Linked DNA regions of Homo sapiens: region 1 is linked to region 2. Evidence: read pairs that join two places in POLR2A ChIA-PET (ENCODE). Cell type or tissue: A673. All regions are shown on one strand. Each heading gives the region's core, and the rest is flanking DNA. Links, peaks and the distances in the headings are about the cores only.

Region 1 (15,934 bases), core at 5,334-13,333, 85 kb after region 2:
TGTAGAGGGATGAAGATTTTTCCCATGATAGAGAAAAGAGCGAATGATTCTCTGCCAAGGATGACCGGTGCTACTCCTGCCTTGCAGGGCACTGAGCTAAACGGTGGAACGGTGGTGTGGTCTCCCCCGGCCTGGGCTTCTGTGGCACAGAATGAGTGACATGGGAGGGTATCTCCTGCTGCTGCTTGTCCGCTGGACCCCAGGACATGCTTTTATCCACAAAGGCCTGCAAACCAAACTGACCCCAATCCTCCCAGGAGGACAGGCCCATGACCTGACCCTGCAGAATAAGACCCAGAGCTCCCAAAGGAGCCAGTGGGATGGGCCCAGGAGGGTGGTCCAGGCAAACAGGCACATTGCCCCAGATGGGAACTCTGCAGGTGTGGTCTAAGGCTCCCCCACCCCCAGCCAGACTGATGCCAGCCAAAGCCCCCGGAGGAAAGTCAGTCAGCCCTGGCCCCTGCACACCAGGTCAGCAGCCACATCTGGCCCCCAGCAGCTCCTAGCCCCTGCCATCCCGATCCCAAGCGGGAGACCATGCTCACAGCACTTAGGCAGCAGTTGCCTGGACTTGGAGCCACATTTGTGAGGGCTGTGCATGCCCCAAATCCAGCTCATCACGAGCTAATGACTCCACATCCACCCCAGCCCATCACCATCATCCCTTCCAGCCCAACCTTGGGCTGACCCTCCCACTAGTTTTATTAGCACCTGTACACCAAGCACCATCCTAATCATTAAGAAGAAAGGTGTGCAAAAGTACACAAGAGATAAGCCCAATCTCCAGGGGCTCACAGTTTTTTCCTAAGCTGATCAATACTGCACTCAAGTTATATGTTTACCTATCATCCCTAAAATGTGTCGTAGTCTCTCTGTGTCCTCATTGGCTGGCACAGAGTAGCTAACTTAATGGAAGAGCTAAAAACCTCCATCTATGTTCAAAATCCCATTCCTACTGCTCATCTTCACTGGCCATCAGTGAAATCAACAGTCACAGTGAGATATCTCATTAGTGAGAGATCATCAATGAACTACAGCCACTTGCAGCTACGTGGATGAATCTTATTTTTTTTAATGTTGAGAAATAGAAGCTAGACAAAAGAACGCAAGCTGTATGATCCCATTTACGTAAAGGCCTTAGTCTATGGGCCGGGCGTGGTGGCTCATACCTGTAATCCCAGCATTTTGGGATGCCAAAGAGGGTGGATCACCTGAGGTCAGGAGTCCGAGACCAGCCTGGCCAACATGGTGAAACCCCGTCTCTACTAAAAATACAAAAATTAGCCGGGCGTGGTGGCGCATGCCTGTAATCCCAGCTAGTCAGGAGGCTGAGGCAGGAGAATCACTTGAACCTGGGAGGTGGAGGTTGCAGTGAGCCGAGATCGCGCCACCACATTCCAGCCTCGGTGACAGAGCGAGACTCCATCTCAAAGAAGAAAAAAACAAAAACAAAAAACAAAACACTAATCTATGCTGTTAGAGATCAGGTTAGTGGCTACCCCTGAGCAGGAGTAAAGTCTCAAAAGGGGAATGGGGGTGATGTGCAAGGTATTAGTAATGTTCTGTTTCTCAATCTGGATGCTGGTCCCACAGATGTGTTCACTTCTCTATAAAAATTCATCAAATGCTGCATTGCATACATATGTTATACTTCAACAGAAGGTTAGAACATTTTCCATTTCTGTCCATTTATTCATCCCGGTAGCCCTTTCATATAAAAGGACAAAGCTGTTCATGTAAAATAAATCACTGATCATCTATATGTATAATACTAGTCTTTTTTCATCTCTAAAATGAAGAATATGAGATAATCTCTAAGGAACCTTCCAGCTTTAGATAGTATGATGCTTTCATCCTATTCTTAGTAAAACCTCATTAATCAGTAATAACAAATCCTTTCTAAATTAGTGGAAAGTGCAAAATATGGAACGTTTGTTTAAAGAAAGGCAGCGTTACTGCTTGCAAGAACTAAGCACATCACAAATTAAAATATAAATGTCTATTAAATTAAAGTTAATGAAAAATATTACAATATACATTAGGCTTACATTACTTAATACTGCTTGAATATTGTTAGAATTCTGTGTCTTTCCCATGTTAGGTCCTCATTTCAACCATTTTCATCAAGAGGAGTCATGAATGCCAAACTATTACATCTGCTGTATCATTAGTGACCAAATGAGAGCGTTTAGAGAGTAACATTGACTCAGATGCCTATAATTCCCACACCTCGGCCACTTCCCTCCATGGCCCTGTTAGACCGACGAGTTCCATCCACACCTGGGCAAATCTGAGCCTGGCCTGAGCCTCGGTGCGGAGCCACTCCTTGAGGCCCGTCCCCTGCATGAGGCTGCCTCGAACATGGCTGAGACACAGATTACTTATGAGACTTAAGACACCCCTGGGAGCTCGGCAACTCCAATGATGCAGCAGATTCTAGGAGGCAGCAGGACGAGAATACTAGGCGCCATCATAAATTAAACCTCTGCTCAGTGGCTAATCTCACGGGCGCCTCACAAAGACACAGACGGACTGCCTACAGCTCACTCGCGGCCTTGAGAGCTTACAAGCAGAGGCGCCTCCCTCCCAGCTGCCAGCAGACCCACAGCTTTGCGAGCAACTCTCTCTGGGCCTCAGTATCTCCTTCTGTACAATGGGGAGAAACACTCCGTGACCCTCGCCTTGCAGTACGGCGGCAGCAACAGAACTCACTCACTAACATTTTAAATACTTCTGGACTCCCCCGTGAAATAAGACAGCATGGGGTATGTCTCAAAGGAAGTGATTTCCTGGCGGTCATCTCCAAGTCCAAAGAGCAGATTCTGCCCAAGGAATTGACACTTCATAAAGTTTACTGAAAAATCAGCAAATGAACCCTGATTCCTGGCAAACCTCCATTAATTAGCAATAAGAAATCCCTCTATTTTCCCCACCAACAGAGAGGATGAGCAGTGGGATTCGTGGCCAGTACTTCCTGCTTCTTTGCTAAGATCTAGATGCACTGAGGACTCAGGTCCAAAGACCTTCATTCCATTAGGAAAAACAGCAGCTGAGTTAGGCCTCCCTTCCCCCAGCCTAGGGCTGTGAGTGAACTTCCCCTCCTCTAGCTCCACCACCTGTCTCTGGACCAAATACAGATCACAGAGAGGCATTTCCTGAGCTCTGCAAGCTTGCTGACCCCAGAGGTTAATCCTACCCCTCTACGGCCAGGCCACCAGACGAGAGCCTCTTTCCTCCCAACCAAAGGAACCACAGAATCCTAGAATTTCAGGGCTTGAAGGGACCTGAGAAGCCCGCACGTTCAAGGCTCTGAAATGTCCAGGGATTATCCCAAGGTCACAAAGCAGAAATGGAGAGGCCAGGATTCAGAGCTAGGTCCTCTGACCCTCACCCTAATGCTCTTTACTCTACCCAAGACAGGACCTCCTTGCCATCCGAAATGCCACTGTGGCCCATTGGTGGCAGCAACCTGGAGTGCTATACCGAGAAGGCTCAGCAGGCTCAGTCTGGTTGCAGAGTTAACAGTGCTGTGATCAAGTAGCAATATCCACCTGCAGCAAAGGAGGAGGGTTTTGCAGCCGGCACTTGCCAACCTACCACGACACTGCTGGCTCCCAGGAGTCACCGCAAGATGCCTCTGCATCACCACGATCCAGCAACCTCTGGGTGTCAATCTCCCCTCGCAGGCCTGGGACAAGTGCAAGGGCCAGGGAGAGGAGCTAACCCAACAGGGAAGAGAAGAAACAGCCAGAGAGTAAAGAAGACCAGAGTGAGCTGGAAGCAAAATCCAGAAAAACTTTTATTTCAAATCAAGGATGATTTGTTGAGTGCCTGCTATTCATTTATTGGACAAACACATATCAAATGCCCACTGCATGCCAGCCATGGTGGCTCCCTGATCAATGCTACGTACCACAGAGTGTAAAGCAAACTCCTCTTTCATTTCTGCTGTGCATCACCTTCTTTTCTGCTTTGTAGACCCTATGTCTGAAAACAGAGATAAACCACCTCCCAGGACTGTTTTGATAATAGAAAGCAAAAACTCATACGAAAGCACCTTAGGAAAGAGAAAGCTCATCTAAATACAGAGCAGGCCACCGTTTCCTTCCTTCCCTTTCCTCTCATCAGGGACTTTGCACCTAATGAACGGTCCAGCCTCAGTACCACTGGTCTATCCCAAAGGACCTCTATAGCTTGGCCTTCTAAGTGGGTCCCCTCCTGCTGGCCCTCCTGCCCCACCCTCCAGATCAGGAACTGGGGTGAAGGAGTGGCCTCCTCCCTGCAAAGAGGAGAGAACAGAGAGAGCTGCCTAATCAATTGGAGAGGGAAATCCAGCCTCTACATTAATGACAGCAGGTGAGTCTCTAATATCCACAGGCAGTAACTCACACCAGAGGTTTTCTGTATCCTCCAGGGCAGAGCAAGGGATTACCACTGATGTGTTATCTGCTCCAATTCTTCCTGCCAGGAGTCAAGCATAATACCTTAGTAGTGTGGTCTCACTGATGCTAGCTGCACAGAGATATGTAAATTATACGCAATGGATTGGGAACACCACACGCTGACATCTGTCTCTCGTAAATACCTCCTACTCCAGGATGTGAAACCCAGGAAAATCCTCTGAGTGGCAAAAAGCTGTAGGCAGAACAGTAACCCGGGAAAAAGACCCAGCACCAACGATGTGTGACCCAGGTGCTATAGTTAAGCAGACTTTGTTGAGTGGCAAAGGTCTATGAAACACCATCCTAGGTGTAGCGGGGTGGAAGGGAGGAGAAATGACATAAAATGAGAACAGAAAGCCATGGTCCCTGCCCTATACAGGGTGTTTCAATGCTGGGGTTAAAACAGACACACAAATATCTTACCATGGGGTAGAGTGTGGAAAGTGCCAAACAGAGGTAGAAACAAAAGAGCGAGAGAAGCAAAAGATGGGATTGTCATATTCAATTATGGGGCTTATAGACAAGACATTTAAGCTGGCCCTTGAACAGTTGGCAGGCTTCTGAAAACAGCCAGAGAGCAACGGGGAATGAGGTGAAATGAATAGCTTGAGCTCAAGGTAGAAAAGCATTCATTCATTCAACCACTATTGATCATGCCAGGCAGTGTCTAGATGCTGGGGACTCCACAGAGAGCTGCACGAACAAGCATGGGAGTGCTCTGTGTGGACCGCAGCCAGGGACCATGGAAGGGGATGGGAATACACTTGGAGAAGAGAGTTGGGGCCCTACTGGGGAGATTCGCCAATGACTGGCAAGACTCTCCCTTCCCATGCTGTCCACAGTGGGAGGAAGGAGAAGACGTGTCCCTCCGACGTTCTGCTGCCCCTACCTTGACACTCTCTCCAATAGGCTGCCTGGGGCCTCCAGGGCTGCCTCAGCTCTCCCGGCAGGGGAGATGGTACCTTGAGCCTCAGCCCTGGAGGCCTGGGAGAGAAGGGCGACATGTAGCCTAGAGCCTGGTATAACCATAACTTGTTTCATTAACTTCCCTTAAATCTACCCGGGGGACCTATTAGCTCTGCTGAGAAAGAGCTGAGGGGAAAGAAAATGGTCTTCTTCTGGCCCAAAAGCAGGGTTAGATTAAAGGAGCCAAAAAGCTGAAAATTACTTTTTTTTTTTCTAAACATTCATCACCTCTGGTCTTGGCTGTCACTATCATCTTTTCCCTGGCTTGATCAACAGCTTCCAAGAGCCCCATCAGCTGGACCTAGGGGCCCTCAAATACCTCTCCAGGTAGAACAAGAGTTGATAACCTCTCTGCTGTTGGTTCCTGCAGGTCTCTCAGCCAGGGACACTCCCCTGCTATGATGTAAGCCCACATCCTCCTGTTCTGACCTTCACCATCACCTGAATCAATTATTTAGCATGCAGCTGCATACAGCACTGTCTTAGTCTGTTTTGTGTTGTTATAAAGGAATACCTGAAGCTGGATGATTGATCAGGGAAAAGGTTTATTTGGCTCACGATTCTGATGTCTGAGCATCTGCTGAGGCCTCAGGCTGCTTCTGCTCATGGTGGAAGGCAGAAGCGAGTCGGCATAGGCAGATATCACATGGTGAGAGAGGAAGCAAGACAGTGGGGGGAGGTGCCAGGTGCCAAGCTCTTAAACAATCAGCTCTCACAGGAACTATTACAGTGAGGATGTACTCACTCGCCAGGGAGGACATTAATCTATTCATGAGGGATCCGTCCTCATGACCCAAACACCTCCCATTAGGCCACACCCCCAACACTGGGATCAAATTTCAACCTGAGGAGGCCAGGCAGGCACCATGGCTCATGCCTGTAATCCCAACACTTCGGAAGGCTGAAGCGGGAAGATGGCTTGAGCCCCAGCATTCAAGGCTGCAGTGAGCTGGAGTGCACCCACTGCACTCCAGCCTGGGTGACAGAGTGAGACCCTATCTCTAAAACAACAGACAGACAGATAGATAGATAGATAGATAGATAGATAGATAGATAGATAGATTTCAACCCAAGATTTGGAGAGGACAAATATTCAAACCATAGCAAGCACCATTCTGGGTCTAGTGAACAGCAAGTTACACACACACAGAATTGTACAATATCAACACAAAAGGCTGAGAAGCAGGGGCTGGGGAGCTGCTCACTGGTGCTCTTCCAGCAGGAAAGGGCATTTTCCAAGAGCACTTTCCCCAGGCCAGGCCCCACGCTAGGTGCTCCACCTACCTCCTGCTCCCCAGGTGGTGGGTTTTAAAGGGCTCCAGGTGTCCTTTAAGATCCTATTTATGTCAACAAATGGTGCTGGGACACCTGCATACCCACAGGAGAAAAATGTAGTTGGCCCCCTACCTCACACCATACACAAAAAGGAACTCAAAATGAATCATGAACCTAAATGTAAGAGTTAAAACTATAAACCTCTTAGAAGACAAGATAGGTGTAACTCTTTGTGACCTTGGGTTTGGCAATTATGCCTTAGATATGACACCAAAAACACAATAAAAGAAAAATTAGATAAATTGGACTTCAGTAAAATTAAAAACTATTTTTTTTTTTGAGACCGAGTTTCACTCTTGTTGCCCAGGCTGGAGTGCAATGGTGCAATCTCGACTCATCCCAACCTCTGCCTCCCAGGTTCAAGCGATTCTCCTGCCTCAGCCTTCATGAGTAGCTGGGATTACAGGTATGCACCACCATGCCAGGCTAATTTTGTATTTTTAGTAGAGACAGGGTTTCTCCATGTTGGTCAGGCTGATCTAGAACTGCCAAACTCAGATGATCCACCTGCCTCGGCCTCCCAAAGTGCTGGGATTATAGGCGTGAGCCACCGCAGCCCAGCCACAAAATTAAAAACTCTTATGTTGCAAATAACACCATCAAAAAAAGTGAAACCTACAGAATATGAGAAAATATTTGCAAATCATATATTGATTAAGGGGCTTATAACCAGAATATGTAAAGAATTCTTACAACTGAATAATAAAAAGACAAATACCCAATTTTAAAATAAACAAAGTATATGAATAGAAGATACACAAGTGGCAAATAAGTATAAGAACAGATGCTCAACATCATTCATCACTAGGGAAATGCAAATGAAAACCACAATGAGATACCATTTCACACTCACTAGGATGGCTCCAAAAAGACAGAAATTAACAAGTGTGGACAAGGATGTGGAGAAATTGGAAAAGAGTCTAATTCCCAATTGGAATACATTACTGGTGGGAATGTAAAATGGTATAGCCACTTTGGAAACCAGTTCGGTGGTTCCTCAAAAAGTTAAACATAGAGTTACTATATGATCCAACAATTTCACTCCTAGATACCTGAAATAAATAACATGTCCACACAAAAATCTATATACAAATGTTCATTGCAGCATTATTCAAAATAGCCAAAAAACTGAAACAACCCAAATATCCATCAAGTGATGAATGGATAAACAAAACGTAGCATACCCATGGAATGAAATATTATTGCGTAATCAAAAGGAATGAAGTACTGGCATATGCTACAACATGGATGAACCCTGAAAACCTTATGCTAAGTATGCTAAGAAGCCAATCACAAAAAAATCAAAACCCGTATTACATGATTCCATTTAAAATAAGCATCCACAATATAAGCAACACCACAGACAGAACACAGATTAGTGGTTGCCCAGGGCTGGGGGAGGAATGAGGGTTGGGAGGATATAGAGAATGGCTTCCAGTGGGTATGGGGTTTCTTTCTGAGGTGATAACATGTTCAAAATATAAATTGTGGCAGTGGTTATACAACTTGAACAGATTAAACCATTGAGTTGTATATTAAATATACAAATAGGTGTATCAGTTTGCTAGGACTGCCATAACCAAAGTACCACAGGCTGGGTGGCTTAAACAACAGAAGTTTATTTTCTCATGATTCTGGAGGCTGAGTCCAAGATCAAGGTGTCAGCTGGATTGGTTTCTTCCATTTTCTCTGTTCTTGGCTTGTAGATAGCCGTCTTCTCCCTACGTCTTCACGTTGTCTTCCCTCTGTGTTTGTTTCTATCTTAATATCCTCTCTCTATATATACAGTTTCTTAATTGAGATGAGGGGTCTTGCCATGATGCCCATGCTGGTCTTAAACTCCTGGACTCAAGTGGTCTTCCTGCCTCGGCATCCCAAAGTGCTGGGATTCTAGGTGTGAGCCATGGTGCCAGGCCCCTAATATCCTCTTATAACGGCACCAGTCATGGTGGATTAGGGCCTGCCCTGGTGACCTCATTTAACCTCAGTCACCTCTTTAAAGATCTTCTCTCCCTCCAAATACAGTCACATTCTGAGGTATGGGGTTAGGATTTGCAGGGGCAAAATTGAGCCTGTAACAATGGGAGAGTGTGATGGTGTACAAATTATATCTCAGGAAAACTGTTCTTTAAAACCCCATCCACAAATCCTAGAAATTAGCCAGCCCACCCCTTGTATTACAGATGGGGAACTGAGACGGACCCAGACAAGGTCAGCTGCTTGCCCCAAATCACAGCTGGTGAGAGGCAGAGCTGGGAGGAGAAGCCACGGCTCCTGCTCTCAATCTAGTGTGCTTTCTACTTCACCCTCCTGTTGCCGTAGCCTCCGAGGCTCAGAAACAACAGACAATAATGGGAAAAGTAAGAGAACTTTAAACTTAGAAAGAAAAATGCCTAAGAACTTAGATCATGTACAATAAAAGTGTAAATAGGCTCCCTGGCAGGGGGTGGGGAGCGCAGACAATCAAGCTCTGAGGAGGCCCTGGAAGAGACCTGCACAGTCACAGCAGAGGGCCCTAAGCAAAGCCAACATTAATTTCATATCTGTGACGTGCCGGGCAAAGGAGGAGTACGTTCCCAAGCAAGACGCACTTTACAAAGGAGCTGGCACTCCAGCTAATCCGCGAAGACTGTGCCTAATTCCACTGGGGTGAGGGCTGTCCAAGCAAAAGAGGCTAAGTGATCAAAAGCACAAAGGCAGGTGGCTTCCAGACCTGTCAGGAAGTAGCAAGTTGGCCGACACAGTGGAAGCCTATGCTTTTTTTTTTTTTTTTTTTTTTGAGACAGAGTCTTGCTCTGTCACCTGGGCTGGAGTGCAATGGTACGATCTCGGCTCACTGCAACCTCTGCCTCCCAGGTTCAAGCAATTCTCCTGCTTCAGCCTCCCAAGTAGCTGGGACTACAGGCGTGCGCCACCATGCCCAGCTACTTTTTGTATTTTTAGTAGAGATGGGATTTCACCATGCTGGCCAGGCTGGTCTCGAACTCCTGACCTCGTGATCCACCTGCCTCAGCTTCCCAAAGTGCTGGGATTATAGGCGTGAGCCACGGAAGCCTATGCTTTATGCAAGGAACAGTGGAGGACGGCAGCACAAAGACAAGCTGAGGTCAAGTTCTGCAGAGCCTTGCACACTATACATGGAAGCACAGATCTGAGATAGGAAAAGGGAGTGTGACATGACCTGTGGGGTGCTGGGGAAAGGTAGCTCCATCCACAGGCAGCAGACAGACTGAACAGCCACTTCCACAGATCTTGTAGGAGGCATCCATGGGGCAGGGGAGAGTGCTGACAAAGCAAGCCCCAGGGGATGCTCCTCCGGGACACAGGGAAGCAGGAAGCCCTGTGCTCCGAGGGGAGCCCTCAGATTTATCTCAATTAGACTTGGTCGAGGAAAGCAAGAAGAGGAAACCCCGCAGGCACTGAAAAGCCGCCAACTCCTGGAGCCCGTGTTGTGATCTGGTGCTGACAGTCCTTCATCTTTTCCATTTCTTTTTTTTTAGTAGATAAAGGGAGGGGTGGAAAAGGGGAGAAAGACACAATGGAGTTGCTCAGTGAACAAAAGCCCGGGTGCGTTTTCGCTCATCGTCTTAATCAGGGGGTGCTGTTTTTGTCAGCACCCTATAATCATGTCTGAGGCCAGGCACAGCCCACAACTTACAATTCAGGCATAAATGCGTCCTGGACAGCGGTGGTGCCTGCCTGCCAGCGTCTGCCCAGCGCCCACCTGATCAGGGAAGGGGAAAGAAGTGTCCCGGGAATGGAAGAACACGGCCTACAAGGTCTGGGACCGTGGTTCCAGTCCTGGCTGTTTCCCTTGTGACCTCCAGCAGGACAGATGACCTCTGTAGGTCTGTTTCTTAGTTTACACTGACAGCAGTAGCAGCTGCTATTCACTATTCAATGTCTACTATATGCCAAAGACTATTTTAGGTTTTCATCCCTTACAAAATACCCAGTGAGGCAAGCATTGGTCTCCCCATTTTACAGATGGAGAAACTGAGATTCAGAGGCTAATGAGGTTCGTCAAGGTCAGAGGGCTAAGCTTGAACCCACATGTGTCTAGCTTCAAAAACCCACATTCTTAAAATACACCACATTCAGGCTGGGTGCAGTGGCTCACGCCTGTAATCCTAGCACTTTGGGAGGCCGAGGTGGGGGGATCATGCGGTCAGGAGATTGAGACCACCCTGGCTAACACGGTGAAACCCCGTCTCTACTAAAAATACAAAACAAATTAGCCGGGCATGGTGGCGGGCACCCGTAGTCCCAGCTACTCGGGAGGCTGAGGAAGGAGAATGGCGTGAACCCAGGAGGCGGAGCTTGCAGTGAGCTGAGATCGCGCCACGGCACTCCAGCCTGGGTGACAGAGCGAGACTCCGTCTCAAAAAAAAAAAAAAACACCACATTCAGCCTGAATTAAGTGGAAATAATAAAACCTGCTCTGCCCTCTCTGGCCTGTTTCTATGAGGCTCAGCGGGGGAGAATTTGTACTCAATACTGCAAAGGTACTGTCCTTATCAATACTATAGTTACTCAAGGTCAAAATGCAGTGGCCCTCAAGTTCATCAGACCTCACCTCAACCTTAGCTCTCAGCCCTTGCCCCCTGCCCTGGGCCCTTCTCCTGCTCCACAGCCTTCCCAGCTAGCCAGCTAACCCTCCCATTCATCTCCAGATTCCATTCAACTCTAAGCAGGCCGGGAGTGGTGGCTCAGGCCTATAATCCCAGCACTTTGGGAGGCTGAGGAGGGCAGATCACTTGAGGTCAGCAGCTCGTGACCAGCCTAGCCAACATGGTGAAACCCCATCTCTACTAAAAATACAAAAATTAGCCAGTTGTGGTGGCGCATGCCTGTAATCCCAGCCGCTCGGGAGGCTGAGGCAGGAGGATCTGGGAGGTTTGAATCTGGGAGGGGGAGGTTGCAGTGAGCCGAGATCATGCCACTGCACTCCAGCCTGGGTGACAGAGTGAGACTCCATCTAAAAAAAAAACAAAAACAAAAAAACAACTCTAAGAAGCAAAGTCCAAGTCTTGCCTAGATCCCAAACTCCAACACCTCCCCTATCAAGAAGACAGGAGATGCCTCTATCAGCACCCTATCTCCTGGCCCCCCGACTCCCCACCTGCTGCCCCTCCCTCTCCCAGTCCTGGAGGGGGCTACATGGAGGGAGGACACAGATAAAAGCAAAAGGCCCAGCACTGGAAGGCAGCTTGCTTTATTATTCACAACGAGATCCGTCCTGGCCCTGCACAACCTTCCGGGTCTTCAGTACCATTTTCCCTTCCTCTCAGGGAATCATCAAATGCCAAAGGTGCACCCAGACCCCAGACACACTTCTCAATGCCGCTGACACAGGCTGGGGAGGAGGCTGGCCTGTTATTAACAGAGGAAAACTGGAGCTGACATTGTCACTGATCTGAAACCTCCCAGCTAAGAAAAGCTTTGTTTTTTAAAGAACTAATAAATAACACTGGGTGTTTACTTCCCTAGCAAGTCGTATCTCTTAAGTATCACTAGGCTCATACGTCATGGCTGTCATCCGGGAAAACCATGGAGCAACGTCTTCAAGTCCTTTCGGCGTCCTGAAGAGTTCAAAGCACTTCAGACAGACTCCCCTTTATCTCCCCCTAGAGATCTCGGAGGGGAGGAAGAGGGGGCCCTGGCAACTCCGCCTCCAGTGTGCCTACAATAAATACTTGCTAACTGCCCAAGGGGGACAATTTTCCTCACTGCGTGATGGGAAAACGGAGAAAAGGAAATTTACTCGGCACCCACCTAATCCAGTCTTCCCAGTTCCAACTCCATGCTTCAAGCCGTCTCTCACTCAAGGCCTAACTCCTCCCAAAGGGACTAGAAAAGGAAGACGTGGTCTTGCTCTCGCTCCCTCTTTATTTTTTTTTTTTTAAAGAGACAGGGTCTTGCTCTGTCATCAGGGCCACAGTGGCATAATCATGGTTCACTGCAGCCTCAAATTCTTGGGTTCAAGGGATCCTCCCGCCTCGGCCTCTCAAAATGCTGGCATTACAGGTGCGCACCACCACACCAGGCCTGGAAGATATGGTCTCTTCTAACAGCTATTCAGGAGAGGCCTCCTCGTGCTGATTTCCTAAAAGCTCAGAACACGATCAACAGTCTCTGCCCAGCATTCCCGGAACAGCCCGCCTTCGGTTTCACTTGCGTAGCCAACTGTGTTATGCTCTGTGTGTGAGCTGCCTCTCCCACACCCCATGATTTTTATTAATTTCATCACTTTATGCTCTTTATATTCCCCAAAGTGCCCAGCATAACACCCTACCTTTAATACATAAAGCAGGGGTCACAAGCTGGTACCCCCAGACCAAATCCAGCCCACGCACAGGTTTTATTTGGTCCGCATCACGTTTTAATTTTTTTTTAATTAGCTGCCAATAGTTAAAAATTAGGAGATTTTACCCAAAAATCAGAAGTTCAAATTTTCCTTGAAAAATGGAAGATCTAGGGAACCAAGAGAACCATGTAGAATGCTTAACTGTTACAGACCACTGCCCTTTGAGAAATTCCAGTTGTCTCTGTCCTAGCTAGATCATGTCTGTAGGGGGCTGGAGAAGTCGCTAGAAAAGGGGCTCACTGTGATCACGTTCAACCACTGGCACCCTAATGCCATGTAGTGATGACTGGGCATGCAGGCAGTCATGGAATCATGGCAGGTCCATGTGAGAGGCAGCTCAGCTGCTCAGGCCTGGAGTGCAGATGCTCACAGGACCGAAGTCAGGCTAAGTATTTACTTAAAACAAAAGAATCATGTCTCCCATTTGTACTTAAGCACTAGCTCCTCTTTTGCACGGCTGAACATGTGCATCATGTTCTATGCTGGTCAACCTGCTGCAAAACAATGAAAGCAGGACGCTGAGGAAAAGGGAGGGAAGGAAGAGAGGGAGGAAGGGAGGAACACGCTGATGGGCCCACAACCCTGGGCTGTTATCGCTCATCTGAGTTTGCAGGCTTGCATAAAGTTGATTGAATATAATTGAATGGGTGAGCCCACGGTCATTTCAGACTGCAAGTTCCCTAAGGGTGCGAGCGAGACCTATTTCTCTTGCTTTGAATGGGGTCAGATGGGGAGTGCACTTAGGAATTATTGAATGAGTGAAGCAACATACGCAAAATCTATGTACCAGGCCAGCGGGCTTCGAAGCTGGAGATAGGATAAAAATGCAGAGTGAACAGCCTTTAAAGCAGGACCTCTGCTACCTGACTGCCTTCCCAAGGGCAGTGTGTGAAAACAGACTTGGGCCAAGATCTCAGCTAAACCCTGTGGCTGCTCTCAGGCACCTGACTTCCGGCTGGTATTTAATAACCCAGAATGAGATACCTCATTGCTCTAGGAAAGAATGCTTGGCTTCTTGAATTGTCCTAAGGAAATAACGCAAAAGGGGGAGCAGACAGCTAGACAGAGAAACAGATAGAGATACATCCACAGACACACACACACACACACACACACACACACATATATATATAATACTAATATATTAATGTATTAGTGCAGTTTCTACTATTTAGGTAAGTTAAAATTGTGAGCTGCACATTCAACAGTAGGAAAGGGGAACAGACAGCTAGACAGAGAAACAGACAGAGATACATCCACAGACACACACGCACACACACACACACATATATATATAATACTAACATATTAATGTAGTAATGCAGTTTCTACTATTTAGGTAAGTTAAAATTGTGAGCTGCACATTCAACAGTAGGAAAGCGAAACAGACAGCTAGACAGAGAAACAGACAGAGATACATCCACAGACACACACGCACACACATATATATAATATTAACATATTAATGTATTAGTGCAGTTTCTACTATTTAGGTAAGTTAAAATTGTGAGCTAAACATTCAACAGTAGGAAAACGGATAAATAGGAAACATTTCCTATGTAACCACTTGAAAGTGTGATGATGATGATCATAATTGTGATGATTATGTAGCTTATAGTAAAATGTTAAAGAAAGCAAATAGAATGCAAAATTCTTAAAATGTTAAAGAAAGCAAATAGAACACAAAATTCTATCTACATTATTGACTATAACCATGTAAAAAAAAATTATGTTTGCAAGCAAATACAGACTGAAGGCATCATGGAAAATAAAAAACTGATTTGTCATGATGGCAGGTTTGTCAGGTATTTTATACCCCTATTTCTTTGATTTGTGTTCCTATTATACGGCATTACTTATATGATAAGTATTTTTTTAAAATGCCCAATAGCTCCTGACCCTGAAATAAACTAGCACATGATGATAAGGGCTAGGCAGGAAATGTCTGCTTTGTTCAGGCCCTTCCGGGACTGCCACAGGGGTAAGGCACAAGGAAAAGGTGTCACAAATCAGTCTGAAGAGGGCTTCAAGGAAGGCCTGCCCTGCACCACCACCACCACCACCACACCCCACACACGCGCAGGCGTGCACGCACCATAAAAGGAAGCTCAGCGTTCGCACTGAGCACAGATGCCGTCCTGGGGCCCCCACCCGTCAGGTGTGTGTGCGCCTCTGCTGCTCTGTCATTTCTGCTGTGGTTTCAGAGTCCCTGTCTTCTGATGCAGCATAAGAAAAGAAGGGGGCTCAGCTGGGCGTGGTGGCTCACACCTGTAATCTCAGCACTTTGGGAGGCCAAGGCGGGTGGATCACCTGAGGTCAGGAGTTCAAGACCAGCCTGGCCAACATGGTGAAACCCCATCTCTATTTAAAAATGTAAAAATTAGCCGGGCATAGTGGTAGGCATTTGTAGTCCCAGCTACTTGAGAGGCGGGGGCAGGGAGAATTGCTTGAACCTGGGAGGCGGAGGTTGCAGTGAGCCAAGATCGCGCCACTGCACACCAGCCTGGGCAACAGAGCGAGACTCCGTCTCAAAAAAGAAAGAAAAGAAAAGAACGGGGCTCTGACGACAGCCTCTAGGCTAGAAACAGCCAGTCCAGCATTCTCCCCCAAGACTGTCCTTCCCTCATTCTTTTCAATACATGTTTCACTGTGTCCATCGCTGGGGACACTCAGGAACTAGATCTCAGGGGAAGGCTGCTTGCCAAGTGGGGGCAGGTGTGTCAGAAGGACAGAAGGACTGCCACAGGACCTTCCAAAAAGAGGGGCCGGTGGGATGCCAAATCCCAGCCCACCCTGGCATCAGGCCAAACCCTGTGGCAGGTGA
Region 2 (15,934 bases), core at 3,686-11,685:
TTTGCAACAAAAGAACCTCTTCCCACACATACAGCCCTAGAAATTCACCAGAAGCAGAACGGTGGTTATCTCTAGATGATGGCATTGTGAATGACTTTAATTTATGCTATTTTCATATATCTCTATTATTTCCAGTACTCTCCAGTGACTATACTAGTTTTATAATCAGAAATCAACTTTTGAAAAAAGAACTTTTGAAAAAAGAACTTCCTTCTCCCCTCTCAGACATGACCATCATTAGTCGAGATCTGCCACTCAGAGTCCCCAACCCTACCCCTCCTCCTCCCCACACCCCCAGCACCCTTCCACCAGGGAGGATGCCACCAATGCGAGGGGATTTCATCACCGGGGCAGCTCACTGCTGGGGCCTGTGAACAGCCTGCGGCACACAGCGGGTGCAAGCTGAATGCTTAGTCATGGAGGAGGTCTCTGCTGGGGCTCTACATGCCACCAAGTCTCCCCAGCCATCTCCAAAGACAGCCTTTGATCTTGAAAATGTCCACAACTTCTAAGTAGCCCACAGTGCCACAAAGTCACCAACTGAAATCCTTCAGACACTAACCTGGGGAGAGGGTAGTACTAGATCATGCCTCTGACTGAGATAACTCCCAAAACACAGGGGTAGGGGGAGGAAGAAGAAGATAAAGATGAGGAAGAAAGGCAGAAGCGGGAGGAGGCAGAAAGGAGAAGAGAGAGTGCATGGAACAGAGCCCAGTGCCATCCCCATATGCCACCCTGTCACCCCGGTCCAACCTCAGTCCCTCTCAGGGCCCGAGGCCCTTCCTCAGGGCAGGCTGCTGTGCCCATCATGGCCATTCACCGGGCTGCTCCCCGGGCCTGGCAGCCAACAGTCACCCGAAAGCCAAGCTCTGCATACCTCTGGCGCTCCGTCACAGGACCAGGAAAGGGTTCTGGTGTCATGGACACTGCACCCTGAGCCAGCCAACCTGAGATGGGTGATATCTGTGGCTGCTGAGAAGCTGGCCTCAGCATGGGCTGGCCAGGCCTGGGAGTGGGAGAAGGACAGGGCGTCTTGGGCTACCTGTGCAATGAGAAGGTCTTCCTGTGTGTGGAGCTGTGGGCAGGTCTAGAGGAAAGGGAATAATGGCCCTGCCCTCAGGGCACCCCACTCTTCTGGGGAGACTCATTCTCACACATGAAATACACCAGACACCCAAGAGGCATGTGAAAAAGTGAGACATGATGGGTGAACCCTAAAAAGGCATGAACTCCATTCTGGAAAAACAGGGCTGATGGGGTTGGATCAGAGTCTGCAAAATCATGAAGGACAGTGAAGAGGGCCAACACAGACCTGCCTAACAGATCCTGAAATAGAACCCCAGGCAACCCTTGAAGCTCGAAAGCATTATCTGAGGACAAATAAAGGGCGTCTGAGCTTTACGCAATGGGTAAAGGCAAGGGGCTCGTTACCATGCAGGGTGGCACAGGATAAAAACATGGCTAAGATCCAGAGGACTTTGATAAACTCACCAGGGAGAGAGACACAAGGGCCATGACAGGAAACAGGGGCACTGGACGCTTCTGACCTTCAAAGACAGCCCTGGAGGAAACATCCCACCCCACCCACCATCCATGCCCGATGGGTGGACTGCTGACCCAGCATGGGTAGTCCTAATTTATTCAAAGAAATGGAGGAAAGTTTAATTTCTTTGAAATAAAATCCTTTAATTTTAAGGGATTTAAAATGAAATCCTTTAAGCCAGCACTGCCCTTGTGCATGGTGAGACGACAAGGGGCAATCAACCCCACTCATCAACAAGGTGCAGCATTGCAGGAGGAAAACATGCGGGATTTGGAGTCTGACATCCAGAGTTCAAATCCTGGCTCCATCATTCACTCAGAGGCTTTGAACAAATCACATAATCTCTCTAGGCCTGTTCCCTCATTCATAAAACAAAGGTAAGGATGTCTGCCCTGGAGGGATGATGTGGAGATGAAACCAAACATATGTGAAGCCCTAAGACAGCACCTGCTATATGGAGGTGCTCGGAGAGCAGCCCTAACCACAGTCCATTCCGACCTTGTGGACAAGTCAGACATGGGCTCGGCCCTCAGGAACGTCGGGCATGGGCACAGACGACCAAGGTACGAGTGAAAAGCACGAAGGATTGTAGGAGGGAGGCAAAGCCAAGAGGAATTCAGAGGTTCTGCCTTGAGGAGAGAGCAAAGTTTTCATGGAAGAAGCAACGTTTGAGACAGAAACTTTAAGGAAAAGGGGGAGGGCTGGTAATGAGCACGGGTAATTGATCTGGAGAGAATGGTGGGCAGGAAGGAAAGCAGGAGCCATGCGGGCAGGAAGTGGGACAGGAAGTGACACTTCCTGGGAGGCTCCATGTGTGACTGGTTGGAACAGAGAGCAGTGAGGTCTGACCACCCGCGGGGTGCCTGGAGTCATTGAGAAAGACTCGCAGCTGGAGGGTCCAGGTGACAAGATGGAGGAACATGAATTCTACCGGCTTCTGTGGTGGGGCCTTGTGCAGAAGCAGAGAGAGGGCTGTTAACATGGCTAAGGCCCTGGGAAGCAGACTCTGGCAGGCCTGTATCGAATGAACTAAGAGGAACTAGGGACAGGGAGATCAGGGAACAACCGAGTGACTGGGCAAAGTGAGGCCTGGCCTAGGGGCATGGCAGTAAAAATGCACAGGAACGGGTGGGACGGACAGGAGGGGCCTCAGGGAGGCGGCATGGGTACGGAGGGGGGCAGACAGAGGTTTCCAGCCTGGGAGCTGGGCAGGTGGTGGGATCCATTACCGAACCAGAGGACCAAGGAGGACTTTTGAAGCAAGAAGTTGAAACAAGTTTGAAAGACCAGTGGAAGATGTTTATGGAGACACCAGATGTAGCTGGAAACGTGGTGAGGGAGGGTCCGTTCTGGGCTCAGCCACACACTGTGTGACCTCAAAGTCAAATTCTTTTGGGGAGCAGGGGGCATAACCAAACTGTGGCTTTAATCATTCTGTGCCTCAATTTTATCCTCCAAAAAAAAAAAATATGATCTATTCCACCTCCCAGGCTCACTGTAAGGAATGAGTGTAATGGACGTAAAAATGCTCTGTAAACTACAAAGGCACTTAATGTAAGAAGTTATTATCAGAATCCATAGCTGAAACCAAGAGGCTGGGCAGGTTTGTCAAGGAAAGAGAGAAGAACAAGAGAGGGCAGGAGATCAGGAGTGTAATGTTCAGGAACATTAAGTCCAGGGCAAGAAGGCAGAAGGAAACTAAGAGAGCACACATTTTCATAAAGAAACAGCAGCAGCCCCAAGAAAGGGCTACACCCCAGTGGTCCTCTGCAGCCCTCACAAACTCTATCCCATGTCTATCCCACAAGGAATGACACCTCCAATCTGTTCAGAAAAGGCAGGACAATTTCAAAGCTAAATAAGTAGAGAGTGTGCCTAGGGGGGCCACAGCACCTTGAAGGAAGTCTGGAAAGTACCTAGGGAGTATGAGTGTCATGTGAGGGCAATCTCATCAAAATCCCCAGGGGACAGACATTGCCAGGAAAGAGGCATTCAGGGAGCCATTAGCTCCCTGATTAAAATGAAGTGGCTGTTGCTCTAATCCGGAGAGGTTGAGCACATCTCTGGGAAAGGGGCAAGCAGACAGTCAGTCTGTCATTTGATTAAGATGCAGTCTTCTAATCCATCATCCTCCATGCCCCGCTGCGCTTCCCCACTGGCATGCACACACAGAAGGTACATGCTGCCCTGTTCTAGCAACAGAAGCGACAGGCAAGGGGTCAGCATTTCTGCAGGATGGTGGGGGAGCTCCTCCTCTCAATAGTGAGTCTGGGAGCCCAGCAGTGGGAAACAAATAGCCCAGGGGGATGTTGACAGGGAAACCACAAGCACAGCCTGTGCAGCGAACTGGCATCAACAGATCCATGGAGAGGAGGCTGGGCTAGACACCAGCATGGAGGAGGCTGACCGAGATTTGAACCGCCCAGCCTATTCTCAAAACCAGATGGCCAACGTCAAAAGGAGATGACAATGGACGTGAAGTTAGACTGGCTCACAGGCAAAGTCACACCTACTCAGTGGGTACTCCCTACGGGTACTCTGTAGACTGGAAAACTCCATTTCTCTTAAGGTGTCTTCCCTCGCCCATGTCTGTCTCCGAAGAGGATTTGAGACCCTGCAAGTCTTTCTGAACTGACGCTCTCTCGGCACTCCTGTGGTTTCTCCTGCCCTGAAGACTTAGAGTCAAAGGCAGAAAGGACCCCCAGACATCTTTAGGTCCCATCTCCTGCCCCAAGCTGGCTTACACTCCAACCATCTGGCGACTGGCACTCACTCTACTTGGGGACGCGGGTGGCGGGGGGGGGGGGGCTGGCCAGTAATGCTCATCAGCCACAAGCAGCTGTCACCGCAGCTCCTCTCTCTGACTCTGCCTTTAGTAAGTTTCATGGGCCTTTGTCAAGTCCTTTCTGCTATAACCTTAACTGCTCAGGGCCAGGCCTAGGACATGCTCACAGTCATTCCCAAGACACCTTCTTAATAAACCCGACGATGCTCGACACAGTGAACGTGTCCTGGGTGCCTTCCATGTGTGCACAGTACGTTGCTCCTCTTCTCTGCCCTGAAAAACAGGCACCCTCCCTTCCACCCATTCTCCCAGGCTGTGCTCTTTTCAGACCACCCATCCTCCCAGCGGCCAAAAGCACATTGCAGAAAATCTATCCTGGAACCTGCCCCACTTCACCCAGGACGCCACTATCCCCTGAACGGTCCTGGTCTTGTTCCCTCTGCCCCAGGAAGCAAGTGAGGCTACAAAGCAGAGATGTCTTCCCCCCTGGTCCTAGGGCAGTTCCTCTGAGCCACCTGGATGGCAGGCTGGTGGGATGGTGGGGCGGTATTCAGAGAGCGGAGCTGGGGAAGATACCAGATGGATCTGAACAGCCACAAACTCAAGTTTTGCTCTGCCCTACCCCAAAAGGGGCTATTATTAGGCCCAGGAATGGGAGTGTCATGGTCAGGAGGGATGTAGGCACACTGACCCAGAGAACACGGGTTTGGAACAATTGGGCTACTGTTCCCTGGCACTGAGGGAGGAATGGGCTCGGAATCCCAAACTTCTCAAGTGGGAAATTTTGCCAGATGTCCATCTGCCTCTTTCCCTGCCCAGGGAAAGAGGATGCATCCTCAGGAAGGAAACAGTGTTCAGGGCCTTCTGCCAAGGCAGCCAAAGTTCTCCTGACCTCAGCGAAGGCTGCAGAGCTCTCAAAGAGTGGGGTGGGGAGCTGGAGCTGGGAAAAGGTGGGGAAGAGGGTGATAGAGTTTGGATATTGGTCCCCACCAATTCATATTGAATTGTAACCCCCAATGCTGGAAGTGGGGAGGCGACTAGATCATGGGGTAGCACCATCCCCTTGATGCTGTCCTCACAGTCGTGAGTTCTCACAAGACTGGGTCGTTTGAAAGTGTGTGGCACCACCCCCCGCCCCGCAATCTCACCCGCTCCTGCTTTTGTCATGTTTAGTGCCTGTTCCCCTTCATCTTCCACCATGACTGAAAGCTCTCTGAGGCCTCAGCAGAAGCCAAGCAGATGCCGGCACCATGCTTCCTGTACAGCCTACAGAAACATGAGCCAATTAAACCTCTTTTCTTTATAAATCACCCAGTCTCAGGTTATTTATTTATAGCAATGCAAGAATAGCCCAATATAGAGGGAGATACTGAAGAATCTTTGCTGGGCAGATTTGGGCATTCTCTTGCCCACCCCACCTTCCTCTCTGCGCCACAGTCAGAAGGCAAGGCGGGCTGGGCAGGAGAATGCCCAAATCCGCCCAGCAAAGACTCTCCAGTACAAGGAATTGGAGACCTCCACCAGTTACCAAAAATGCAGATAAGATACAGCATCCATGCTGACGATGGCTCCGTGCCACGGGCCGGTCTGCCCACCACACCCAGGTGCTGTGAGCAAAGCGTGTTGGGGGTTGGGAGATGCAGCCAAATGCCTCCACCACCCCCTCTTATGACTGTTTTGGTGGCTCTGATTCTTCCGATATACTGCAAGGAGGCCAGGCAGAGAGGACACGGGGCAGGCAGGCTTCTCCCTCCTCAGTTTACAGGTGGCCCAGGCCCAAGGAGATGTTCCGAGGTCATATGGCAAATCAAGGGGAAACTTTGCCCCCGCCTCACTCCCTTCCCCTGGGCTGCCAACTCAACTTGCTTCCCTCCTTTGCAGCACACAAAAGGGGGCTGAGAAAAAGAACACTGAAAACCATTTCTCTCCCTCGGCAAGAGTCAGCCTTCCCTTTCCATGGTCAGGGTGGAGACCCAGGAGTGGTTCCAGGGTCATCCTTCCTGCATCCCCTGGGCACCACCCCTGGCCAAGGCCCGAGAGCCAGAAATGGGCTTGGCACCTTCCAGGGCTGCTCCACCGGCTGGCAGGTGCAAGAAACGTGCTTTGGTCCAGGCACCTGCTCACTCGCTTGGATGGTCTGGTCAGAGCAGTGCCGAGTTCCAGAACCAGGCGCTGCCAGAGAGAAGCAGAGGGAATGCACCTGCCTGGGCTGGAGAGGAGTGTGGCTGTACCTGGGGACGTGGTGGTCTGTCTTCCTCTCTTCTTCCCAGGAGCACTTAGCACCTAGATAGGCTGGGCTGCTACAGAGTCCTTGGAAAGACCGGGATGCCCACAGAGTCAAGAGGCTAACGCACAGAGTGAGAGAGAGAGGTTGGCAGAAGGGGGCCCCTGAAACTACCACAGCACAATACTGGATGCTGAGAGATGAGGCTGTGTCCACTGCCCCAGGAGGAGCAGGGGAGGAAGAGCCTCAGCAGGGAAAACCCTCGAGGCTCCCGACTCCACCGAACCTGGCTGGGGCAGGCAAGCCTAGTGAACCACACACCCTCCCTTCTCTACTGCTGAGCTCTGGCCCCCACAAACCCTCTCCCCATTACCCGGGTCTCACACCGTGACTAAAGAGACCATCTACCACATGGTCCCCTTTAGGGGGGTGGCTGGGGGATCGCCATCTGGTGGGACCTGCTGCTACTGGCGCTCGCTGTCTGCCTGCAGCGCGTGGTCCGGTGGGGCGTGAGGTGGCTCGAGAGTGCGTTCTCCTAAAGCAGACCTCGCCAGGCCATTCTTCAGAGGCCCCAGCCCACGTCACCAGCTGCCTCTGCCCCCATCTGCGCACCTCACGCCATCTGCAGGGGGCTGGGACCTGGCTCCAGGGCTGCGGCTGGCAGAGAATAAGGACATGGCCTCCTTCCGGCTGGGGTGGAGCGGGAGTAGGTGGGGCTTCCACACACCTCACCCCGAGATGTCCACAGGCCTTGAGGGAGTGGCTGAAGGGCTTTGGAGGTCCAGAAAAAGAAGGGAAGTGCAGGGGGAGGATAAGGCCAGCCAAGACCCGCTTACCTACTGGGACCAGGGCCCATGTGGCTGGCAGTCTCTTGGGGAGGGGACAAGAGTCTGGGTCAAGAAGGCTGCGTCACAGACATAGACACCTCCCTGCCTCCAAGAAGACTGTTGGGGTCAAAAACAGCATCGCTTAAGCACCCATCACCCTGGAGTCCACTGTGGGGGACAAAGTGCTCCCAGACAGGCCCTGCTCCTAAAGCTTACACCCAGCAGTCCCAACGGGCAAGCTGAAAGGGCAGCCTTGGCCCAGGTGCCAGGCACCAGAGAACTTATGACTGACTGCCAAGACCCTGCGGGTAAGCCCTGGTTCCCAGGAATGCAGAACTAAAGGGCATGTGGAGGCAGCAGAACCCCAGGATGACTGCAGGGGGTAGTACAATAAGAGAAGTCTTCTCAGAGGTGGCGGCCTTGAGGTCAGTCACCTCTCGCTCCCCTGCTGCCTAGAGCAGCTGGCCTGGGCTCTCCACCTGCCTGACACCCCATATCAGAGGAGACAGAAAATCAATGGGGCCTACATGGCCCTCCTCAGCCAGCCTGGGCAAGACCAGACCACGGGCGTCAACCCCTACGCTGTCACCCTCCCTGAAGAGGAAGCCAGGGAGGGTGACAGCAGGAGGGCCGATGCCTGGCTGCTTCTCCACCTCATCGGTCCCCACGACTGAAGCTTCCTGTGCCGTGATCTGGCTGTGCCCTAAGCTGCTTAGCCAACAGCCCTATCTCCTGGGCTCAGGGCTTAGCCCTGTGGGGATGAGGGGATCGGTGCAGCCTGATGGGAAGAGTGAGGGGCTTGAGTCAGACAGAGCTGGTGCACCACAAACTGCCGTGAAACCAGAGCAAATTACTTAACTTCTCTGAGCCGCCCTATGTGCAAAACATAAGTTAAAACAGGAGCCCCTGCCTCCTGGGGCTGCGGCAGGAATTCAATGAGGTGGTAAAGCACCCAGCTCCGTGCCCGGCCCATGAGAAACACTCCACATACAGTGGCTGCGATGGTGATGGTGGAAAGATGATGGGTGAGTCCAGCAGACAACGAGATGGGGAACTCAACCACGGACAGTAACTCGGGTACAGGGAAGGCGGTAGAAAAGCTCAAGGGAAACCAAGGCATCCTATGATGCTTGCAGGGATGACTCTATTGGGTTGTTTTCTACATTGGATTTTAAGGTCCATTGATGGCATCTTCCCTGCTCCTTCATCCCTCCAAATGTACCATCCACACCCCAACTTTCTCAGGCTGATTCAGAGACTGGTTAGGAGACCTGGAGACCCAGTTCTCCCACAGAGCTCCCGTCTGGATGCCCTGCCACAGGGTCCCTCTATGACAGGCCCACACATCACTTCTGCACAGCAGGGAACACGTGTGAGGTGTGGTGCAGCCACCAGAGGGAAACACGATGCCTGGCAGTCAGCACAACTCAAAATCCTGGGAGGAAAGAAACCAGAATAGACATGAGTCCTTGGGAGATCAGCAGGTGGCTAGGCCCTGAGAGGGGGCAATGCGTCCAAGGCTCCACAATATGTTCAGGGCAGAGCTGGGGCTCCCCACTGTGGCAGCTGCCCCTCCAGCTGAGGCCTGAGTCACGCCCGGTGACCGCTGGAGCCCCTTGCTTGTCCATTACATCCTCCACACGCAGCCCTGAGCTGTCAGCTGGGCTCCGCAGAGGATAGCAGGGACAGTCCCCATCCTCGGGGAGCTGGCAGGCAAAGGGGAAAGAAACACCTGGCCACCAGGGGACCCAGTTTCTACTCTGGGCTCTGTTCAGAACTCACTGTGGGAGCTTGGACTGGCCGTGTCACATGTCCAGGCTATTGCTCTTCATCTACAGAATGGGAGCTGTGCTTGCTGTTGGCTAGAGGTGGGAGGTGGGGCTGGCTGGGTGGCATCCCAGGGCTCCAGGCATCGGGCAGAAGGCATGTCCAGGGCCTGGGCCACACCCACACCAGCCTAGAGCAGGGCGGGTGGCAGAGCCACTCCCAGGCTGCTGGCAAGGGCCTCCTTGCCCTGAAGCAGCTCAACCCCATCCCAACCCAGCTCATGACTTTGAAAGAGCAGCTTCTAGATGCTTGGACCAACTACACACACAGGCTTCTCCCTGCTGGGAACAAAGTTAAGAATAATGTCACCCCCAGGGGTCCAAGGAAGCCCTAACCGGGAGACCCCTGATGCTGGCCTCAGGAACATTAGAGGTGGCAGGGTGGGCGGGGAGCAAGAATGTTCTCTCCCCCGATTCGCTGACCCCACTCAGAGGAAAAGGAAGAATTCTCGGTCTTTGGGAGAACTAGTGGACTTCTCTTTCTCTAGGGCGAGTGGCCCCCTGTGTGCTGGAGCCCCAACTCCGAAGCAGCTGCATGGCAGAGACGGTGGGGAGGGGGCAGGGGAGAGGACTTTGCCCTCCACTGATCTTCGGCCAGGACACGGCCCCAGTGAGCAGCATTCCATTCTATACTGAGCCCAGTGACACACACCGGAGCCCAGGCTCGCTGTGCCCAGCCGCCTCCCCAGCCCCACTGGGCACACTGGCAAGGCCGGGACCTCCACCCAAGGTCAGCGCCTGTCACGGCTCAGAGCCCACACCCACCATGCTGACCATGACTGGGATAAGGGCACTCACGGAATGTCGGGGAAGAAACGAGCCCAGAAGGAAAGTGCTTGTTTAAAATTATGCAGGCTGTTTCTCCAGGGCCACTTAGTTTGATCACTCTTTACTGATGTCCTTCTGGTCATATGAAGTTGTATTTGTAGACATATATGTTTTTAAAAATTAGGAGCATACCATATACCATTTTTCCTCACCTAAAATTATATTGACACATGTATGACTGTGTTTTTCAAAACTCAGCTGTACACCAAAAAGAGCAAACTTTACAGTATGTATGTTCATAATATATAATTAGACATCTATAATACATAGTATATAAATGCCACGCCACAGTGTGAACACTTTCCCCCTATCATTTAATCGTTCCCCAAACTCATTTATCCACACACATATCATACTTTACTTAGCCATTCTCCCTAATGTGGGACACCTAAATTGCTTTTAATTGTCCTTTATTATAAATTCTTCCTTAATGAGCACCCTAACACATAAAATCTTTGACAGCATTTCTGATTGTTTTCTTAGAATGGAGTCTTAGAGCTGCAGTTACGGGCCAGAGGATGAGCCTGTTTTCAAGGCTCTTGGAACCCTCTGCAAAGTGATTTTCCTCAAAGGTTTTAACACCTTACACCCAACCAGTGCTGTAGTAGAAAGCTCCATCATATTAGCAATTATCCGTTTAAAAATCCATGCACATGTGAAAGGCAAGAAAATAGCATACTATTGTTGGCATAATTTGGATTTCTTTGATTACTAGTGATATTCCCCATTCTGTCATGTTTACTGATCGCTACTATTTTTTTTATACAGACCTAATTACAGCAACAGCCAGCAAGCCACAACTCTCCAACGTCCACGCCATCTCAGTGCTATTGTTGTAATATATAAAATCTACATTAAATCACAGAAGTTCATATTATGCTCGTATTTAACACCACAGTGCAGCAGAGACAGGCTGGTGTAGTGTAAGGATCATAGATTTGAAGCCAGACAGCCCTGGGTTTAAACACCTACTCCCTCAAGTGCCAGCTGTGTCTTAACACCCCCAGAGGTAGTATAGCGACAGACAAGACCAGGACTTTGGAGTCCTGAGACCCGGATTCAGATCCTGGCCTCCTCACTGCCCAGCTGTGTGAGCTCGAGCACGTCACCAGACCCTTCTGAGCCCACCATTCTTAACTGTGCTGAGGAATGAGTACCTGAAGTGTGTGAAGTACCCAGTGCAATGTCCCACCCGTAGCAAGCACTCAATCAGCGAGAGTGACTGCTGGCCCCCTTGGCTGAGCACGCCTCAAGGACCATCCACGATGCTCCCGGGCTGCTCCCCCACCTGGCCTCACACTCTCCCACCTCGTCCACACAACTCTCTCTCTCCCCGTAGCCTGCAGCGGGGCCTCTGGACTCCAAACGCACCCCTCAAGGAGCTGGAAAAGTAGCTGTGGGTAAAATGACAGGATGTCTGGGACCTGCTTTAAAATACTCGAGGAGGAAAACAGGGGGTGAAAGTAGAGGAAATAAAGGAATGGAAGGTTGTGGAGGCCGGGTGAGGGTTACGCAAGGGTTCTCTACATTATGTGCTTTATTTTTGTGAATGTTTAAGATTTTCCACAATAAAAAGCTAAAAGGAAAAAAAAAGGGAGTAATAGGGACAGGAGGACTAAATAAGGTCATTCGTTACACCTGGCCCTTCTTTGTCAGGCCTCTCCTCTGCACCTCTGGTCGTGGCAATGCCCTCCCTCGTCCCCCCCCTATATAGTCAGTGTTTTTTTGGCTTTATTCCCTTTCAAAATTTCCACATCCCCAGCTGTTTTCCTCCCCTGCACTCAGCTCCTTCCTTATTCCCCATCAAGGAATCCCTTTTCCACCCTTCCCCATCAGGACCCTGTCGGAAGCTCCAATGACCCTCCCAGAAGGATAAGTCCAGGAGGGCAGACCAGGAACCAGCACTCCTGGGTTTCCACCCCAGCAATGCCACTGTCTGTGCTGACCTATGCAAGTAACCTCTACCCAGTTCAGACCAAATGAAAGCTCAGCAGACCCGGCAAAGAGACTTTCTACTTCTAAAAGGCAAAAAATGAGCTCCTCTCTCTCTGACCTCGTTTGCTGGGATCCAACTCGGGCAGTGGAGCGGGGAAGGTGGCGGCTGCCTGGCAGACACTGCTCGCCCATGGAGGTCTTGAGGAAATGGGAATACAGGCACCATCATGATCATGTTAATGAGGGTAAAAGTTAAGACCAAGAGGGGAAAGAAGGTGCTGCCCTCTGTGTAGGTGTGGGTGTGCCAGCGTGTGCTTTTCAGATGACAGGCTTGAGTCAGGGAGGCAGCATTCACGGGCAGGCCTGGCTCAGAGAGGGGCCAAGTCCCAGCCAAGCAGGCTCCTGCCCAGCGTTCCCAGCAAGAACGTGACAACAGAGAACAGAGCCCCACCACTCACTACCCACCAGGCACCCCTCTACGCCTTGCCTCTCTCCCTCTTTTTCACTACCCACCAGGCACCCCTCTACGCCTTGCCTCTCTCCCTCTTTTTCACAAGGGAGGAATGTGCACTTGCTCTCTTCCTCCCAGGATGATGAAGTCAGGCCTGGAAAACAGAAGGCATGATCAGGGGATGAATCAGGGCACCCTCAGGTCTAACGCCATGCTGGGTGCCAGTGGGAACTCACCTACCCCTCTCTGGGCTGAGATGGCGGCCACCCGACCCTCCTTTGGGAGGGCCTGCATGTTCTCAGGGAAACCAGAGAGAACATGAAGCAAGGAAACAGCTTGGGAATGAAGGTGTTACACACACAAAGGGCGGCCCCACCACCCACCTACGTATGCTGCATGCCCATGGGTGAGAGGCCCAGTTCAACAGACGCCAAGCACTAAACGGTGCATCTGCTGCTGCTGTCAGATGGCCTCTGCTGACTTTCCCAGTGCACCTTCCTGCTGCCCCAGTAGGGACCAGGGTTTAAAGAGAGAATCTTTACCCCGTTTTTTGAGTGGAGAAATGAAGGCATGAGTCTTTCTCCTCGAACAGGGAATAAAGGATAGCTGGCTTTGGAATCTAAACCCAACAAGCCCCAACTCTCAGCCAGGGCCGTTCCCGTGAGGCATGGAAGGGTCGGCGATGTTTTCTGGGTAACAGGACCATGTAGGGTTTGGTATTCCTAGCTAGCAAAGGAGAAGGAGCCGGACCTAATAAACTCAATGACATTCACGAAGGGCATCGTGGGAAGAAATAAAAGCCACAAACCACAATTCAGCACAAAGCTGGCCCCTGGCAGCTGCGGACTGTGCTCAGGACACATGTCCCCAGGGTGGGGCAGGAGAAGACTTTGAGAGATGCACAGGGAGGGCGCCTGTCATGCCAGCCAGGTCAAAGTTGCTCAGCAGAGTGGGAACAGCAGAGGACACAGATGCAGAAGCAGGGTTCAAGGCTCAGCTCGGTGGCTGTTAACCATGAGCCTTGGGCAGATCACGTGGTGTCTCTGACCCTCGGTACTGTTACCTGTAGAATGGGGATAATGCATCTTCTCTACCAGAGAGAGAGAAGGGCTTTGTAAACAGCATGGGAAAATGAGGGAATAGTCTCGTCCTTCTCTTGAGGATGACTGGGGAGGGAAGAGGAGGGAAGGAAGAGGAGAGGAAGGTAGAGAAGGATCCACAATGAGGCTGGATTTTGAAACCCAACCTGCTGGCTTTATAACCAAGCTTTCCATCATCACGGGAAACTCAACCTGCAGCAAATGTATGCTGAGTTCATAAACATGATTAAGAAGGTTGTTTGCAAAATTCACACCAGGGAAATGAGCTGCAGATGGTGGTGGCAATGCCCTTTCGCAGCAGGCAGCAGCTGGCTGTGTGGACTCAGGGACAGCTGGAGGGAGCTAATGCCCACCTCTGGCTTCGGAAGGGAAGGGGGCAAGCTGACCCTGCCCTCTCTGTGCCTGGGGAGGGGGAGACTTGCAGAAAGCTGAAACCCTACATCATAAAACTGCCATTTGTTCTGGAGAGATCAATCAGGTTTTCGATTCCAGCCCAACCGGGAGGGCAGGCCAAGCTCAGAGAAAGAAGAGTGGGCTAAGAGCACTGCCCCTTCCACGGCAGCCTGCCTCGGGTGGGACAGGGCTGCAGAGGCTCTGGCTGTCCACTGGAGTGTCCTTGGTGAGGGAGGAGGGAAGGAATTTGGCAAAGCCAACTTGAGGTCTCTCCCGGCCAGAGGGACACTCTGTTCTGTGGCCAAGAGGTAGCCCTGGTATAAGGAGAATAGGTGGGAAATACAGGGACCAGAACGGCCTCACAGAATGCTTTGCAGGTCACATTTCACGTAGGTGGGCACCAGCCTGTCTTTGATCGTAAGTCATCAGGAGGCAAGCCCATCAGGAGGCAAGCCCAGGAATATCTGTGTGATGGGCTTCCTATAGAGCCGCTGACACAGGAGACTTTAAAAATGTGACAAAGGGGATGACATCGATCAGGATAATACAATGACCCCGTGGCCCAAATTTGGGATGAGCCTTCTCTTTTGATGTATCTCACAGCCCCTCCTCTCTCCTGGACACATTCTACCCATGCTTCAGCTGCCGCCCCACCTACTCCAGGAGGCCCTCCCTGATGAGTCATTCAAAGCAATGGCCCCTCCCACAAATCCTCACACCGCACTGCTCACTGCCTTGGCTGCTGCTCGCAGTCATTTCACATGTGTGCTCGTTTCTATCTGACAACCAGGTGCTCCCTAAGGGCAGGGCCACATCTGTATGACATTGCTCAAATGTGCCCTACAGTACTAGGAACCCAGAGGGTGCCCAGTGATGACAGGATCTGAGCCTGCAGAGCTTTTCATGAACTTGCAGAATGAGCTATATCCCTGTACGTCACTACCCACCCTCTCCCTCCTGCTGAACCTGGAGAAGAGTCATGAGCCTGCTACCAAAAATACCCCACCGCCTGGACTCTCAGATGATTCCCCTACAAAGGCTGGGAAGCACAGACCCAGGCTTACTCGTCTCTTCTCTACCCCCGCCTCCATTTTTTCCAGTCCCCAGAAAGCCGCAGTCTCTCAGCAAATTCCACGGGCTGGGTGAGACTCAGATCCGGCCAACAGCATGCCGGGCGTTCTTTACATATCATCTTATCTACTGGAGGAAGCATCCTGGTGGCAGCGAAGGGCACGGGCCTCAGAGGCAGGCAGCTGAAGTGAACAGGCTCTGCAACCTACCAGCTGTACAGCCCAGGGCAAGTTACCTAACCTCTCTGAGCTCCAGCTGCCTCATCTGTAAAAGGGCATAACACCTTCCTCTCAGGTTTGCTGTGGAAATCATGCCTGTAAAGTGTTTACCAAGTGTTTGTCACTCCCAGAAAGTACTAGATAAATGGTAATTAACATTAAATTATTGCACCATTCCCTCAAGGTAGAGATTATTGTCTTCTCTCCACCAGTGAGGAAGATGACGCTCAGAGACATTAAGCAACTGGCTCAGAGTCACAGAGCTGCTGCTCAGGAGGCAGAGCAGGGGGTTCAAACCAAGGCCTTCTGACTTCAGGTGCACTGTTCTTCTCCAAACACCACAGGCTTGCAGAGGACGCTAAAGGAACAGAAACAACAGCAGAGCCTGCCCCTAGCCCTGCGGAAGTTTGCAGCCTCAAGTCACAGGGACAGAGCTGTGGAACCCTGAATCAGGATCCCTCATGCCGCCCCAGCGGCAGCAGGTCCAGGGGAATCCTGGAACATGAGCCATGGCTTCAGCAAGTCCTCATTTGAGAAGATTGGCTGGACTCCCCCAAATTAAGTGCTGTTGCAGGCAAGCTAGGCCAAAGCCCCCAGAGCTAATCATATTGGCACCTGCTGTCCCCCCACACAGGCAAACTGGGAAGGTGCCACTGGCTGGAGTCAGCCCTCAGCCCTCACACAGTCCAGCTCACAGGGAAAGCACCAAACTGGCTGCAGGACAAGCCCAGTT

The links. Peaks named below come from ENCODE experiments on the same cell type or tissue, not always from the same donor. Only the 100,000 strongest peaks of a DNase experiment are listed, where the experiment ranks them.
Region 1: POLR2A ChIA-PET joins it to region 2 with 11 read pairs; 2 of 35 experiments call an interaction of 5 or more read pairs at or near these places.

The regions. Positions count from the first base shown.
Region 1 is chr12:3,152,310-3,168,243 of GRCh38, reverse strand. All of the region lies in intron 2 of TSPAN9 (tetraspanin 9), which reads right to left. Among named protein-coding and RNA genes, the nearest start is that of TSPAN9-IT1, 10 kb to the right of the region's middle. RefSeq lists an enhancer at 5,274-5,775. In A673, for the core only: no CTCF peak of the experiment used is centred there; DNase peaks (open chromatin) are centred at 9,193 and 10,113; H3K27ac peaks cover 1,244 bases.
Region 2 is chr12:3,235,717-3,251,650 of GRCh38, reverse strand. The region is part of intron 3 of TSPAN9 (tetraspanin 9); the gene reads right to left. Among named protein-coding and RNA genes, the nearest start is that of LINC02827, 57 kb to the left of the region's middle. RefSeq lists enhancers at 8,013-8,513, 8,603-9,488, 14,889-15,570, 15,571-15,934 and a silencer at 9,189-9,393. In A673, for the core only: no CTCF peak of the experiment used is centred there; no DNase peak of the experiment used is centred there; H3K27ac peaks cover 540 bases.